2 separate regions of the Homo sapiens genome follow, and region 1 is linked to region 2. A link is a contact called in ENCODE Hi-C or POLR2A ChIA-PET data. All regions are on one chromosome and are shown on one strand. Each heading gives the region's core, a stretch centred on a gene start or an enhancer-like site at or near the end of the contact. The rest is flanking DNA. Distances are from core to core; before and after follow the strand shown. Region 1 has its middle 5.8 kb from the start of LRRC37A. Region 2 overlaps KANSL1 (KAT8 regulatory NSL complex subunit 1).

What was found. Hi-C counts contacts between places; a loop is a spot of excess contacts on that map. ChIA-PET counts read pairs that join two places held with the same protein, here RNA polymerase II (POLR2A). Pooled maps may share reads with other maps.
Region 1: a loop to region 2 is called in a pooled map, with 3 times the contacts of the local background. The contact joins two enhancer-like sites. A Hi-C loop is called at or near these places in 2 of 168 maps with a recorded cell type or tissue (Calu3 and GM11168) and 5 of 50 pooled maps. POLR2A ChIA-PET finds 5 or more read pairs at or near these places in 1 of 52 experiments (activated T-cell).

Annotation. Positions count from the first base shown.
Region 1 is chr17:46,285,606-46,293,129 of GRCh38, forward strand. It overlaps a transcript of LRRC37A not described here and a transcript of ARL17B not described here. Among named protein-coding and RNA genes, the nearest start is that of LRRC37A, 5.8 kb to the right of the region's middle. RefSeq lists an enhancer at 2,559-3,059. Within about 2 kb of position 1,251, at least 4 of the 41 ENCODE cell types and tissues checked have a DNase peak (open chromatin) inside an H3K27ac peak, as active enhancers do.
Region 2 is chr17:46,148,331-46,155,787 of GRCh38, forward strand. The region is part of intron 2 of KANSL1 (KAT8 regulatory NSL complex subunit 1); the gene reads right to left. LOC107985027 (a long non-coding RNA gene) reads right to left here. Exons shown (of 2, transcript XR_001752923.1): 2 at 2,598-4,636. Among named protein-coding and RNA genes, the nearest start is that of KANSL1, 41 kb to the right of the region's middle. RefSeq lists enhancers at 277-778, 779-1,278. Within about 2 kb of position 4,286, at least 2 of the 41 ENCODE cell types and tissues checked have a DNase peak (open chromatin) inside an H3K27ac peak, as active enhancers do.

The DNA of each region.
Region 1 (7,524 bases), core at 1-2,500, 130 kb after region 2:
GAGTGAGAGGAAGTTTCTTTAAAAATAAAATGTATAAAGAAGTGAGTCACGTTAGATTATCTGAGTGTTAGATAAGCTGAGGTGGTGTGGGGATATGGTAAAGCTCATGACACTGGTATGTGAAGGACTGAAGTTTGTCAAGCCCTTCACTAGACTAGCTGAGAGTCAGTAAATAATCACTCTAAGATTGGAAACTTGAAATCCTAACATTGGAAACTTGAAATCCTAGAAATGCTTCCAAAATTATGCCAGCTGATTTCATTTTCAAATGCTGCACACAGAGGGGCTCTCATCTGTAAGGAACGGAGCACCCTCTTCAACTCCTCATCATCCTTCTCTGTTAGTGGTGTGAGCACTGTCATGACATCCTCTGTTGACTGGCACTGTGGACAGACATACTCATCAATGAGCTCTGCCTCACTCTGCAAGATGCCAATGCAGCACCCATGGTACCAATTCTGACACCGATCATGGCCAATAAAAAATCTGCAAGATCCGAAATGGAAATGTGAGTTCAAAACAGATGGGATGATGTTACTTATAATAAAGCATGCACCTGAAAATTTGCTAAACCCTGGGATATAAAATAGTTTTAGTATTGTGGTTTTAATACTTTCAAGATCGACATTCCAGTACATTAATTTAGTATTTTTGATGTTAAGAACAAGCAGTAAAAAAATTTATAAGAACACTGTAATTTTGGAGAACCAATTTAAAGATAAATATGAAACATTCAATTGATTTTAAAGCTGAAAACAAGTCACAAATCTTTCAACTAGTACTGTACCATGTGGGAGTTCAAAATCCTATAAGGTAATAACAGAGTCTCAAAGCTTATACCCAAATTAGTGTTTTTCTAACCTATAATAAAGCACCATTTCAAACACTGATAAAGTCCAAACAAGTCAAGCTAGTTTAATCTCATTAATTTCTATGTTACATATTGAAGAATCAAATCTACCATTAAACCACATTTTCCCCAATGTGTCTCAAACATTCACTATGAAGCAAGATAAATTTTGAAGGGTAGGTAAAAAGGGAAAAAGAGAAAAAAAAATGAAAAGGAATTTGTAATGTAAGTGTATAACAAATGTAGAAAAAATCTGCTTTTTATTTTAAAGTAAATAAGTAACCAGTCAGAGCAATTTGGCTTCCTAAATTATTAAATGTGATGCTCTTATTAGAACTCACTGTGACTGCAGGTGTTCTGCAGATACAGTACAATTCCTCACTGCTGCCCTCTTGTGCCCATTTACAATCATTACAGATGTACACATCCATTTTCTTAGCCTCCTTTTCTGCGATGCCAACACATTCTCCATAATAGCAGTTAGTACAAAGATCACAGCCAATATAGAACCTAGAAGTATTCACAACGAAAATGACAATGTAATTGTCGTTTTGAGCTGCATGGTACTTAAATCTGTCTTCCCTGCCTTGCTTCATTTTTTTACAGGATAACTTCCTGCTATGAGTCAGCTAAACATTCCTGAATCCAACCATTCTACCCCTGGCAAACTCCAGTATCTGATGCTCTATCACATGTGCAAACAAAGTCACTCACATGGGTTTCAACAAGTACACTGCTTAGTGAAATATGGGTCTTTAAAAACATACTGGAATTTGAAAAAATAAACCACACACTGATGGTAATGTCTTCCTCTGAATGAATGTGTGCAAAACTGTAACAGGCACAAAAACCAAAGCCAAAGAATCAAAGACTTACACCTGTCAAACCTATTCCACAGAAGCCATTTCAATATCAGGGCTATTTCTTAGATAGGTTTAAAAATGTATCTCACAATTTAAATTTGAAAACAAAGCAAAGCGCAAACACCAAGTAGAAGTTACACTACAAGGACCATGCAGGTCAGCCAGGTGTAGAAGATAAACGGTCAAAATATGCTAAGAAGAAGAAAACTAAGAAAGGTACATAGAGCAATTCAATCTCTACCAGGTTTTCTGAATAAACATTGGAATTTAATCGAATTAAAAATAATTTCTCATAATGGAATATGGCATGGGCCACTTTTTCAGTTAATATAATGTTTGTGACAATGTGGGCAGTGGCCTGGCTAGTTAACGGGTAGGGAACGTGGAAGGAGCTGCTTCAGTTCAACATCGGGGACATGGTATGGGGAAGGATGCAAAGATAGTTATCCAGAATCTGTCTACACTGCTTGGCAGGGTCTACACTGCTTGGCAAGGCGGAGCTGTGTAAGTGTGTGATTGTGGAGTGCACAGTGGCCTCTGTAATAAAAGACGTAATGACAAAAGAAAAAGTAAATGTAACAAACGCTTATACAGTGTGTCTACAAGTGTTGATAGGCACAGTGTAGGAACATCATGTCAAAGTCATAGTGAGAATTACCATGAATCACAGGGAAGCAGGCTGGCTTTGCCGATACCATTGGCACTCCTAGCTCTACCAAGGCATTTCTTGGTAGATTCACCTAGAGGAATGGAAGTCGTCCTCAAGCTTCAAATTGACCTGCTTCATGAATGTGAAGGAATAATACATGGCTATGTAGTTTATCCTGTTACCACTAACTTTTTTCTTTTGTCTCGCTGTATAACCCAGGCTGCAGGGCAGGGGCAGGATCACGGCCCCCTGCAGCCTGGACCTCCCAGGCTCACATGATCCTCCCACCTCAGCCTCCCGAGTAGCTGGGACTACAGATGTGCACCACCAGGCCCGGCTTTTTTTTTTTTTTTTTTTTTTTGACGGAGCCTTGCTCTGTCTCCCAGGCTGGAGTACAGTGGCATGATCTCGGCTCACTGCAACCTCTGTCTCCTGGCTTCAAGCAATTCTCTTGCCTCAGCTTCCCAAGTAGCTGGGATTACAGGTGTGTGCCACCACATCTGGCTAATTTTTGCATTTTTGGTTGTGCCACGTTGGCCAGGCTGGTCTCAAACTCCTGACTTCAGGCGATCCACCTGCCTTGGCCTCCCAAAGTCCTGAGATTACAGGTGTGAGCCACAGGGCCCAGCCTCTTTTCATATTTTTTAAAAAAAGTTTTAATGAGCAGTGAGGACGACCAGAGGTCACTTTCGTCACCATCTTGGTTTTGGTCGGCTTCTTTACTGCATCTTGTTTTTTCTTTTTTTTTTTTTTTGAGACTGGGTCTCACTCTGTCACCCAGGTTAGAGTGCAGTGGCACAATCTCGGCTCAGTGTACCCTGCACCTCCCAGGCTCAAGTGATCCTCCCACCTCAGCCTCCCAAGTACCTAGGACCACAGGCACGTGCCACCAAGCTCAGCTAATTTTTTGTATTTTTGTTAGAGACAGGGTTTCACCATGTTGGCCAGGCTAGCCTTGAACTCCTGACCTCAGGTGACCCATCTCAGCCTCCCAAAGTGCTGGGATTACAAGCGTGAGTCTCTGTGTCTGGCCAACATACTATTGTCTCAATATGCATTTTGCCATACTTTTTAAGTGCATCTCTTCTGCTATCCTGTAGTACAACTTACTCTTGGAAATGATCAAAGCAAACTATATTACCCTAGGGACAAACCCATTGTGATTGGCATCCACGAACAAATTTGGTGTAAAGAAATCATATCTATGACCAAGAGGGTTTCTTTCTTATTTGGAGATAAGAGTCTCACTTTGTCACCCTGCCTGGACTGCAGTGACATAAACACGGCTTGCTATAGCCTTGACCTGCCAGGCTCAAGTGATCCTCCTGCCTCAACCCCTTCAAATAGCTACAGGTGCTCACCACCATGCCCAGCTACTTTTTTTTTTGTAGAGATGGAGTCTTGCTGTGTTGCCCAGGTAACTTACCTCCTGAGCTCAAGTGATCTGCCTGCCTTTGCCTCCCAAAGTGCTGGGATGACAGTTATGAGCCACTTGTACCCAGCCATAAGAATATTTCTTAAAATCTGACTTAAAATTTTTTTAAAAAATTCTTTTAGAGATAGGGTTTCACCATGTTGGCTAGGCTGGTCTCGAACTCCTGACCTCAGGTGGTCTGCCCACCTTGGCCTCCCAAAGTGCTTGGATTACAAGTGTGAGCCACTGTGCCCAGCCAAAATCTGACACATTTATAAATTTCTACAATAATTTTAAATACCAAAAATATTCCCAAAACGTTTCATCATGATTATTTTTCTTCCTAAATCTTATAGTCTCTCAGAAAAATAACTTAGCCCACGTTTCCTTTAAAGAGTTTTTAATTTTTTTAATGAAGGGCCGAATTAATTTTATTTTTCCTTCTTTGAAAAAATTCATCCAGCACACTGGCTCACACCTGTAATCCCAGCAGTTTGGGAGGCCGAGGGCGGAAGATCACTTGCGTCCAGGAGCTCAAGAGCAGCCTGGCCACATGGTGAAACCCCATCTCTACTAAAAATACAAAAATGAGCCAGGTGTGGTGGCGCATGCCTGTAGTGCCAACTACTTGGAAGGCTGAGGTTGGAGGCTCCTTTAAGCCTGAGAGGTGAAGACTTCAGTGAGCTGTGATGGCACCACTGTGCTGCAATGTAGATGACAAAGTGAGACCCTGTCTTAAAACAAAACAAAACAAAACTTTTTTTTGGAGACAGGGCCTCACTTGATCGCCCCGGCTAGAGTACAGTGGTGCTATCATGGCTCACTGCAGGGTCGACCTCCTGGGGTCAAGCAGTCCCCTGGCCTCAGCCTCGCCAAGTAGCTGAGACTACAGGTGTGCATCACAACACCCAGCAAATTCCTTTTTGTAGAAACAGGGTTTTGCCATGTTGCCCAGGCTGGTCTCAAAATCCTGGCCTCAAGTGATCCACCCACCTCAGCCTTTTAGAATGCTGGGATTACAGGCTGTGAGCCACAACTCTCTTGGCCTATAAATGATAATTTAAGTGAATCTCTGAAGCTACAGTTTTTTGTTTCGAGATGGAGTCTCGCTCTGTCGTGCAGTGGCATGATCTCGGCTCACTGCAACCTCCGCCTTCTGGGTTCAAGTGATTCTCCTCCCTCAGCCTCCCAGGCAGCTGGGATTACAGGTGCCTGCCACCATGCCTGGCTAATTTTTGCATTTTTAGTACAGACGGGGTTTCGCCCTGTTAGCCAGGCTGGTCTCGAACTCCTGACCTCAAGTGATCGTTTCACCTCAGCCTCCCAAAGTGCTGGGATTATAGGCATGAGCCATTGCGCCCAGCCTCTGAAGCTATAGTTTTATAGATTCTAAAGCAGAGACTTCATATAGATGTCTATGAAAAGCCAAAAACAAACAAAAAACCCACAGGAAAACCTGATTCCCCACGCCAAAATTTCAAGGATTTGCCTAAAGGTAAGGTCCATCTGTACCTGAAATAAGTTTGCTGTGCCTCTTTTTCTGCAGGGTAACCCAGCCCTATGCACCAATCATTACATGACTACCTCAGGAAGCTTTTAAATATATCACAAATATTTTACCAAATAAACCTGAATGGCCCTGGTTTAATGAATCTGCTTCTCTGTCTATAGACTATCTAGTCTCATAAAGTCAAAAGAGAAGCAATGTGACAAATTATTCAACAGCCCTTCTCTATTTATAGAGAGAGACTGAACTTCTTCTTTGGTTAGAAAGAAAACCTTGAGTTTCATTTCCTAGTTCATATATTTTTATAACATCGTGGGACGGATTTTGGGAGAACCAAGATGGTATAGCGGGTGCACACTTTGATCCTCCCTCTCCCTTCAAGAACATACAAGTGAGAGTAAAATATAAAAAAGAGAAATTGAAAAGACATAGTCATGCTTAAATAAGTTACAACAATCTCAATGGAACAGACACAAAACTGTGAGCAGGACTAAAACTGCAGGCCTTCTAGACTCCAGATGCAGAAGGAGGAAGTGGTGGCTGAACACTAACAGTAAGAGTTTCTCGGGGGTAAGGGAGGCTAACATGCTGTGTGTGAGGCAGTGATAGGCTCCCTGCTGGAAGTTAAGGGTTGACTGGGCTACACTGGGCTTCAGGAGAGAAGAAAACAACACTCCTCTCACTCAAAATAAGCTTGCAAAATTCAAATGTTTGAAAATGAAAATGTGTAATATGAAAAAAAGACAACCAGGGCCCATACGGTGGCTCATGCCTATAATCCCAGCACTTTGGGAAGTCGAGGAAGGAGGATCACTTGCTTGAGCCCGGGAGTTTGAGACCAGCCTGGGCAACATGGCAAAACCTTGTCTCTACAAAAAAACAATGACAACAACAATAACAACAAAAAACACCCCAAAATTAGCCAGAGATGGTGGCATGGCACGCGCCTGTAGTCCCAGATACTTGGGAACCTGAGGCGGAAGGACTTACTGATCTGGGTAGGGGGAGGCTGCGATGGGGTGTGATTGCACCGCTGCACTCCAGCCTAGGAAAAAGAATAAGGCCCTGCTTCTCAAAAAGCAAAAAAAAAAAAAAAAAAGCCAATAAAATCAATGGTCTAATCTGAATTCACTCCAAATGAAATTATAGAGCAATTTGACAGGCCAGGCCCAGTGGCTCACACCTGCAATCCCAGCACTTTGAGAGGCTGAGGAGGGAGGATCACTTGAGGTCAGGAGTTCAAGACCAGCTTGGCTAACATGGTGAAACCCCGTCTCTACTAAAAATACAAAAATTGGCTGGGTGTGGTGGTGGGCACCTGTAATCCCAGCTACTTGGGAAACTGAGGCATGAAAACCACTTGAACCCAGGAGGCGGAGGTTGCAGTGAGCCGAGATCATGCCACTGCATTCCAGCCTGGGTGACAGAGCAAGACACTCTCTCGAGGAAAAAAAAAAAAAAGAAAAGGAAAACAACTCAAGGGTTGGATAACATTGCCAGTATAACCATAATTCAAAACAAGCAGCAGAATTTGGAGGATAATTTGTTTCATTCTCAGGAAAATGTGAAACTCTGAAACTGCTTTTTGAGTGCAGGGTATTTCCGGGGCTTTTCCTAAAGTCTTAACCCTTGGCTCTGACCCCTTATTTGAAGTTTGGAGAGCAGAACCGAGGATTGTATTACTACAGTTGTGGACACAGGAGAGGGGTTAGTCTCCCCCCGCTCCAGGAGTAAGGGATGCTGGGCTGCTCGAACACAGGCCTTGTTAGAACTCCCTTCAAACAGGATCCCAGAGATGTGGGGAGAAGGTAACTGGCCTTAAGAATGATTGCGCTACAGCTTTCGAAAACTATAATGCCTTTCAAATATGGCTTATTGCTTGGATCTCAATATCTCCCACGTATCTTGGGTGGAATATTTTGCCGAAGATCTTTCTGTCAATCATTTACAATCATGTGCTGCAAAATGAAGTTTGGGTCAACAGTAGACCACATATATGATGGTGGTTCTGTAAGCGTATAATGGAGCTATCCCTATATAGGTATACCATTTTTATCTTTTTTTTTTTTTTTTTTTTTTTTTTGAGATGGAGTCTCGCTCTGTTGTCCAGGCTGGAGTGCAGTGGTATGATCCCAGCTCATTGCAACCTCCACCTCCCAGGTTCAAGTGATTCTCCTACCTCAGCCTCCTGAGTAGCTGGGATTATAGACACGCGTCACCACACTCAGCTAATTTTTGTAT
Region 2 (7,457 bases), core at 3,036-5,535:
GATTAGAATTTAAACATTAAAAACAATTTTAATATGTTCACATATATAACTATCACCTGGTTGGACCATGACAAAAACCCACCCCTAACCATAAACAAGGGTAACCTATCATTTATCAAAAACAGGAAACGTTCCTATCTCTCAAGATCAGCGCTCTGAACTAATTATTTAACATAAGGTCATTTTTACGAGTTCACATGCTGAATGGCTTACAATTAAAAGCCTCTTCTAACCCAAATCACCATCCTCCTTCACTTACCTTTTTTTTTTTTTGAGATGGGAGTCTCCCTCTGTCGCCCAGGCTGAAGTATAGTGGCACAATCTCAGATCACTGCAACCTCTACCTCCTGGGTTCAATTGATTCTCCTGCCTCAGCCTCCTGAACAGCTGGGTACAAGCACCCACCATGCCTTGCTAATTTTTTTTTGTATTTTTAGTAGCGACAGGGTTTAACCATGTTGGCCAGGCTGGTCTGGAACGCCTGATCTCAAGTAATCTGCCCACCTCGGTTTCCCAAAGTGCTGGGATTACAAGCATGAACCACCGTACCTGGCCTGTTGCTTACACTTAAAAAAAAAAAAAAAAATTCCTCCCCTCTCCCTAGACTCCTAACCTAATCAAGTTACCAAATTCAAAAAATTATTTTATCTCACCCATTCTTGCCTCTTTTTTTCTTTTTTTTTTTTTTTTGAGACGGAGTCTCGCTCTATCGCCCAGGCTGGAGTGCAGTGGCATGATCTTGGCTCACTGCAAGCTCCACCTCCCGGGTTCACGCCATTCTCCTGCCTCAGCCTCCCAAGTAGCTGGGACTACAGGCGCCCACCACTGCGCCCAGCTGATTTTTTGTATTTTTAGTAGAGACGGTGTTTCACGTGTTAGCCAGGATGGTCTCGATCTCCTGACCTTGTGATCCGCCCGTCTCGGCCTCCCAAAGTGCTGGGATTACAGGCGTAAGCCACTGCGCCCAGCCTGCCTCTTTTTTTCTACTAGGGCTATCACAATTCTGGCCTTCATTTCATTTGACAGGAAGGCATGGGTTTATACCCTAACCAGAACAACAATGAACAGGATTTCTGCCTCCACTCCTCTAATCCAGGGGTTGGCAAACTTTTTCTGTAAAGGGCCAGATGGCAAATATTTAGGCTTTGCAGGCCACACAGTCTCCGTCTCAACTACACAACTCTTGCCATTATAGTACTAAAGCAGCCACAGACAATATTCAAGTGAATGAGTATGACTGTGTTCCAATAAAACTTTACTTACAAAAACTTGCCTTAGACTGCATTTGGCATACAGGGCATAGTCTGTTGATTGTGCTAATCCAACCAACTAATATCAACTTTCCTAAATTCCATCACAGATCATGTGATTTCTGATTTAAAAGTCACTTTCCTTGGCTGGGCACGGTGGCTCACGCCTGTAATGCCAGCACTTTGGGAGGCCATGGCGGGTGGATCACGAGGTCAGGAGATCGAGACCATCCTGGCTAGTAGTAGAGATGATGAAACCCCGTCTCTACTAAAAATACAAAAAAAAAAAAAATTAGCCGGGTGTGGTGGCGGGCGCCTGTAATCCCAGCTACTCGGGAGGCTGAGGCAGGAGAATGGTGTGAACCCAGGAGGTGGAGCTTGCAGTGAGCTGAGATCGCACCACTGCACCCCAGCCTGGGCAACAGTGCGAGACTCCATCTCAAAAATAAATAAATAAATAAAAAATAAAAGTCACTTTCCTTACCAAAAAAAAAAAAAAAATAGAACTTAACATTCCTTGGCCTGATACTCAAAGGCTTCCTCCATGAGTATAATCTTCATTAACCTTGGTCATTTCCTTTTTCTCATACTAGATTCCAAATTGTATTCCATGATTGTGGCTGCTTATACTGCTCTAATTCCAAACCTTTGCTCAATTTGTATACAGAATGTCCTTTCTTCTTTCCCTCTAAACACCTACATCTCCCTTGCTTCCCACACTACCACCTAGAACTAAAATCCATCTATCCTCTAAGAAGTCTCCTTCCCTTTACCCAGAAATTCTTCTTCAGCAGAACTTCTATGGCACTTAATCTGTATCTTTTCTGACAATGATTGCTTTGTATCTTTTACCACAGTGAATTATATCTTAGATCCCCTAAGCCTGTGGGCAGAATTTATTTACAAGTCATCTCTGTATTTCCCACAGCACTTTACAATCAAGAGATAAAAAAACAGGTATTATTGTTTCAAAGAAAATATTCCTACAACTAAATTCCTTTACATAACATAGCACTGTTAATAAGACCAAGACACACTTATTCTGTATTAAAATGTTACCTAAAAACTAATGACACTGGCTCAACAAATTAAGCCTTCAAAAATTAGTCTCCATCTTATTACCCAGAGGGCAGCATGGCAAAGTGGGAAAAGGAAAAAAGGACAAGATTGACATCCTGATTCTGCCATTGTTGTTAAATTTCTGCTTCCTTATCTTGTGAAACAGATGTTACCACTGCCTACCTGGGAAAACTAGGAATAACGACTACAGTAAATTATTATGCATTATGGCTTTTATAAACAGAAATTTAAGAACAGCTAAGTTAACTGCAAGATCCCTATTCTGTCAAAAAAAAAAAAAAAAAACACGAGTATCTTGTGTTCAGCATTATGAATATAAAGAATAAAGACATGAGCAGTCTCATAACATAGACAAGTTCAGTCTACTGTAGATCCTTTCACAGAGAAGTAATACAACATACTGAGTGCTAACCTTCCAGCTATTTCTAAAAAGATGGAAGTCCAAGGTTATTTCTAAATTATTTTAAGCATAAAGCTAAATATTTAAGAATGAGTTATAACTGAGTTTCTACCAAATTAAAACAACGATGCTTACAACAGCTTACAGGGCTCCTGATCTCACCTTCTACCACTCATTCTATACCTGGATCAGCATGCATGCTCCTGCCACCCCGGGCTTACTGATGAAAATCCAACAAACCGGGCTCAGTCCCATCTTAGGGCCTTTGCAAGTGTTCTCTACACCTTGAATGCTCTTCCTCAAGATCTTCACAGGTCTTGCTCACACACTTCATACAGATCTCATTCAAACTGTCACCTCCTCAGAGAGGCTTTCCCTGACCACCCTATTAATATAGACATCTCTCTCCCATAACCATCACTTTCAATCTCCTTAGGCTCTTTCCTTTTTATATCTCTTTATAGCACTTGTTAACTAGCCTTCGGTCATTATTTACTTATCTGTCTTCCCTAGTAGGATAAAACTCCCTGAAAACTGTAATATCTTATTGGCTGCTGTACTCCTTGTAACTAAAATCATGCCTGGAACACACTGAGTACTTGATACATATTAATTTTTAAATTGATGAATAACATTTGTGAGTGACGAGGAATATTCATCATTGCAACTTACATAATTTCTTAAACCAGCTGCTTACAATTAAATCTAGCATGTTGAGGCTACTCCTAGAACAGGGGTTCTTAATTTGGGGCTTTAGGGAATCATTAATACCCATGTTTCTGGAAGGAAAATCTACAGCTTTTCTTTAAATGGTCCCTAATCTGAAAAACATCCTAGACCAGTGATTTATGACTCTGGCTACATCATGGAATCTCCTGGTGAATTTTAAACATACAGATGCTTGGATCCCATCCCAGAGGGTGTATTTTTTCTCATCTGTGGTACAACCACAGGACTTCTAAAAAATTACCCAGGTGATTCTAGTGTATAGCAAAAGTTGAGAACCATGCAATTTGAACACAACAAATGTTAACTGGGTGAGAGTCCTCAAAGGTACTTACAGTGGGAAGAAAACAAAAATTGAAAACTATGAATTTTGAGGGAATTGGCATTGCTGGCAAACAGATCAATACACAAGTTCCTGAATAATTCTGTATCATAAAAACATTTTAAACAAAAACTAGTAGCTCTACCTCCACTTAAATACTAACCTGACATTGAGATTCTAGAGCTTACTCCCAGAACACAAATAACACCTTTCACTTAAAACAACGTATTTCAGACAAACATTCACTTCTTAATAACTTACTTATAAAAACCTAAAACTATCAAGAAAACAACAGAATACTTTTTGAAGACGAATCAGCTATATTACAACTATGAAGCTCTTTGTAGTTTTATTCCTAAAAATGCCTTTGAAGCAACACATTTCCACCAATTAATGTCCTCATTTAGCCTCAACTGTTACACAGGATGACAGGCCCTGAATTTAGGTGAAACTAATACTGACAATAGACACAAAGGGGGGGGGGGGATTTCAGAGATTTATTTAGATCATGTCAAAAGGGTTTGAAAAGAGCAGGTGTCAGACTGACACAGGTGGTAAATTGTTTTCTTTTTGAAGTCAAACAAGCAAACATTGAGTAATAAGCGAATTCACTGATACCAACCGAGGGTTTCATAAGTTACTGGTTTTTATACCTTCATCCAAGTAGCCCTTTTAAAAAAGGGATTAGCAAGATAGAGAGCAAAACAACAAAATGTTAAGTATTTGTAAAATAAATAAATCCAGATGCTTAAATCCACAGTGATAAATAATTTTAAATTATTCCTGGATACTTAGAATCACGATGAAACTCATTCCATCTATCCCTTTCTTTCTTTATTCTTGGCTGTATGGAGATACCTGCTGACACAGAAGCACCAGGTCATGAGCACATCTGACATAAAACATTACAAACTTAAAGCAGTATTTTTTAAAATCTAAAGGGCTTAGGGAAGACAGCCATGCTCCTAGCTATGAAGCCTCTGTGGCTTGACTTCCTGGTCATATCACAAGGATTTTTTTTTAAAGTATTATTCAGTTCCCTTGTTGAGTAAGTTAATTTACTAGGAAAGTGCAAACAAAGACATACATGCAGGTACGCAGCTCATCAACGCATTTTAGTTGTGGGGAAAGATCAGGCTTAGGAGACACGAATAATTATAAAACTATTAGAGCTGGAAGAGCCCTCTTTAAATTTCCCTTCTAGAAAGATGGGCACAAGGAAATCCTTAGCTTTCTATGTCGTTTTACTCGGTAAAATAGTACACTCTTATTAGTAACTTTATCTTTTATCAAAAGCCTGTGGAAATAAATGTTCTGGGATTAACTAGTAAATATATAAATAAAGCCACAGAAACATATTCCCAAAATGTGGGCTGGAAATGAAAACAGAACAGCATGGGATACAAAACCCCACTGGCTGTTTACAAAATGTTTCGTGTACATGACTTTTATGTAATAGGAACAGAACACTAGTATAGGAAATGAAGACTACATGGAAGGGCTGGCTACTTGGAGGTGACGGAGTTAAAGATTTCATGAACCATCAAAAGACCAGGTCATTTATACACTAGATTATCAAACCAGAAAAAGTCTGAGTCCCCTCATTCCATTACATTTGAAGAAATGAGAAGCACCAAAAAAATAAAGTATCAATACAAAGAAGAGAGAGAAACTAAGACAATCTGACCCTGAAGGAATCGCAATGTGGAGGGAAAACCCAGCCCTAGGAGTTAATTGTCTAAGTCAGGTAAGAAAAGAGTGAAAAAGTTGAACAGCACAACAGACTATTTCATGAACACCAGATGCCTCGATATGTAAGGGCTTTAAATAAAGAGAAAACACTCTCCTCATGAGCTGCTGCTTCAGTGCCTAGTTCTTCACTCAACTATACCCCCCTCTAAATCAGATGCAGCATTTTGAAATCGACCTCACTCCCTTAACCACACTTAATTTTTGGAGTAGAGGTTAATGAACACACCAGGATAAAACGATGTCTAGTTTGGCAGGAGTGGGAGTACAAAAGTAAGGGGAAAAAGACAAGAAAGAACAAAGCACTGGTTCGCACACCTCTCTCCACCCCAGTTAAGCTGTGGAAAGCTGACTGGCATATCCACATGCTTAAATTATACGTTACTGGCAATGAGGGAAGTGGGGAAATGCTAACATTCTGATTTGTCCCTTGACAAATGAGGGAGGATATTCCCCCCTCAGGGTTGCACTTTAAGAATTTCTACTTGCAATGCTCACTGCAGCCTCGACCTCCCAGGCTCAAGTGATCCTCCCATCTCAGCTTCCCGAGTAGCTGGGACTACAGGTGTGAACCACAACATCTAGCTCATTTCTTGTGGTTTATTGTACAGATGGGCGTCACCACGTTGCCCAGGCTGGTCTCGAACTCCTTGAGCTCAAGTGATCCCCCTGCCTCAGCATCCCAAAGCACTGGGATTACAGGCCTAAGCCACCGTGCCCGGGCTCTCACCACAATTATAAAAAGAGAGAGAATGAAGGGAAGGGTAGAATTTCCTCTTTAAAAGTGGTCTGACTCACCAAACCATCTTCACTGCAAAGCCTTAAACAGTACCAGAATACAGGAAAAGGATATTGTATGCTTTTCTTAGAGCTGGGACAAAGAAATGAGAGGGTGTGGTGGGGGGAAGGAGTAAACAATCAGAGCATAAGTAACCCATATTATACATGGTTTATATGATGCCATCTCCAGGTTTAATCTTTCCCTTTTATTATTTTATGATTATTTTAATGGAGATGGGGTCTTGCTATGTTGACCACACTGGCCTCAAAGTCCTGGCCTCCTAAAGTACTGGGATTACAAGGTATAAGCCACCACGAGCAGCCTAATCTCTCAATTTTAGTTTCCTTACCATAAAACAGACACAATGCTTACTATACAATTAAAATATGCTATAAAATAGTAAGTGAAATAACTATACTAAAAGGCATTCCTGGCATTCAGAAAAGTTGATGGTAGCATCCTTTCCCCCTCAAAGATAGGTACAGGAGGCCCTAATCCAATAGTTCTCAGCCAGGGATTTTTTTTTTTTTTTTTTTTTTTTTGAGATGGAGTCTTGCTCTATTGCCCAGGCTGTAGTGTTGCCATCTCGGCTCACAGCAACCTCCACCTCCCGGGTTCAAGCGATTCTCCTGCCTCAACTTCCCAAGTAGCTGGGACTACAGGCGTGTGCGACCATGCCCAGCTAATTTTTCTATTTTTAGTAGAGACAGGATTTCGCCATGTTGGCCAGGCTGGTCTCGAACTCCCGGCCTCAAATGATTCGCCCACCTCGGCCTCCCAAAGTGCTGAGATTACAGGTGTGAACCGCTGCTCCCAGCCTTGGGGATTATTTTGACCTTACCCCAACCCCCAAAAGGGCACATATAATAAAGTCTGGAAAAATTTTGTTGTCTCAACTAGGGTGAGGGAAGGTCCTACTGGCATTTAGGGGGTAGAGGCCAGAGACGCCATCAGGCATTCTTACAGTGCACAGAATAGCTTCCCATGACAAATAATTATTAGTCCCAAAAGGTTAATGGTGCCTCTGTTAAGAAAACCTGCCTAAAAAACATTCATTTTTGGAAAAACCACATAAACACAGAAGAGGAGCATAACACTCTAGTTCCTACAGTCTATTAAAAAAAAAAACTATTTAAAAGATATTACAGG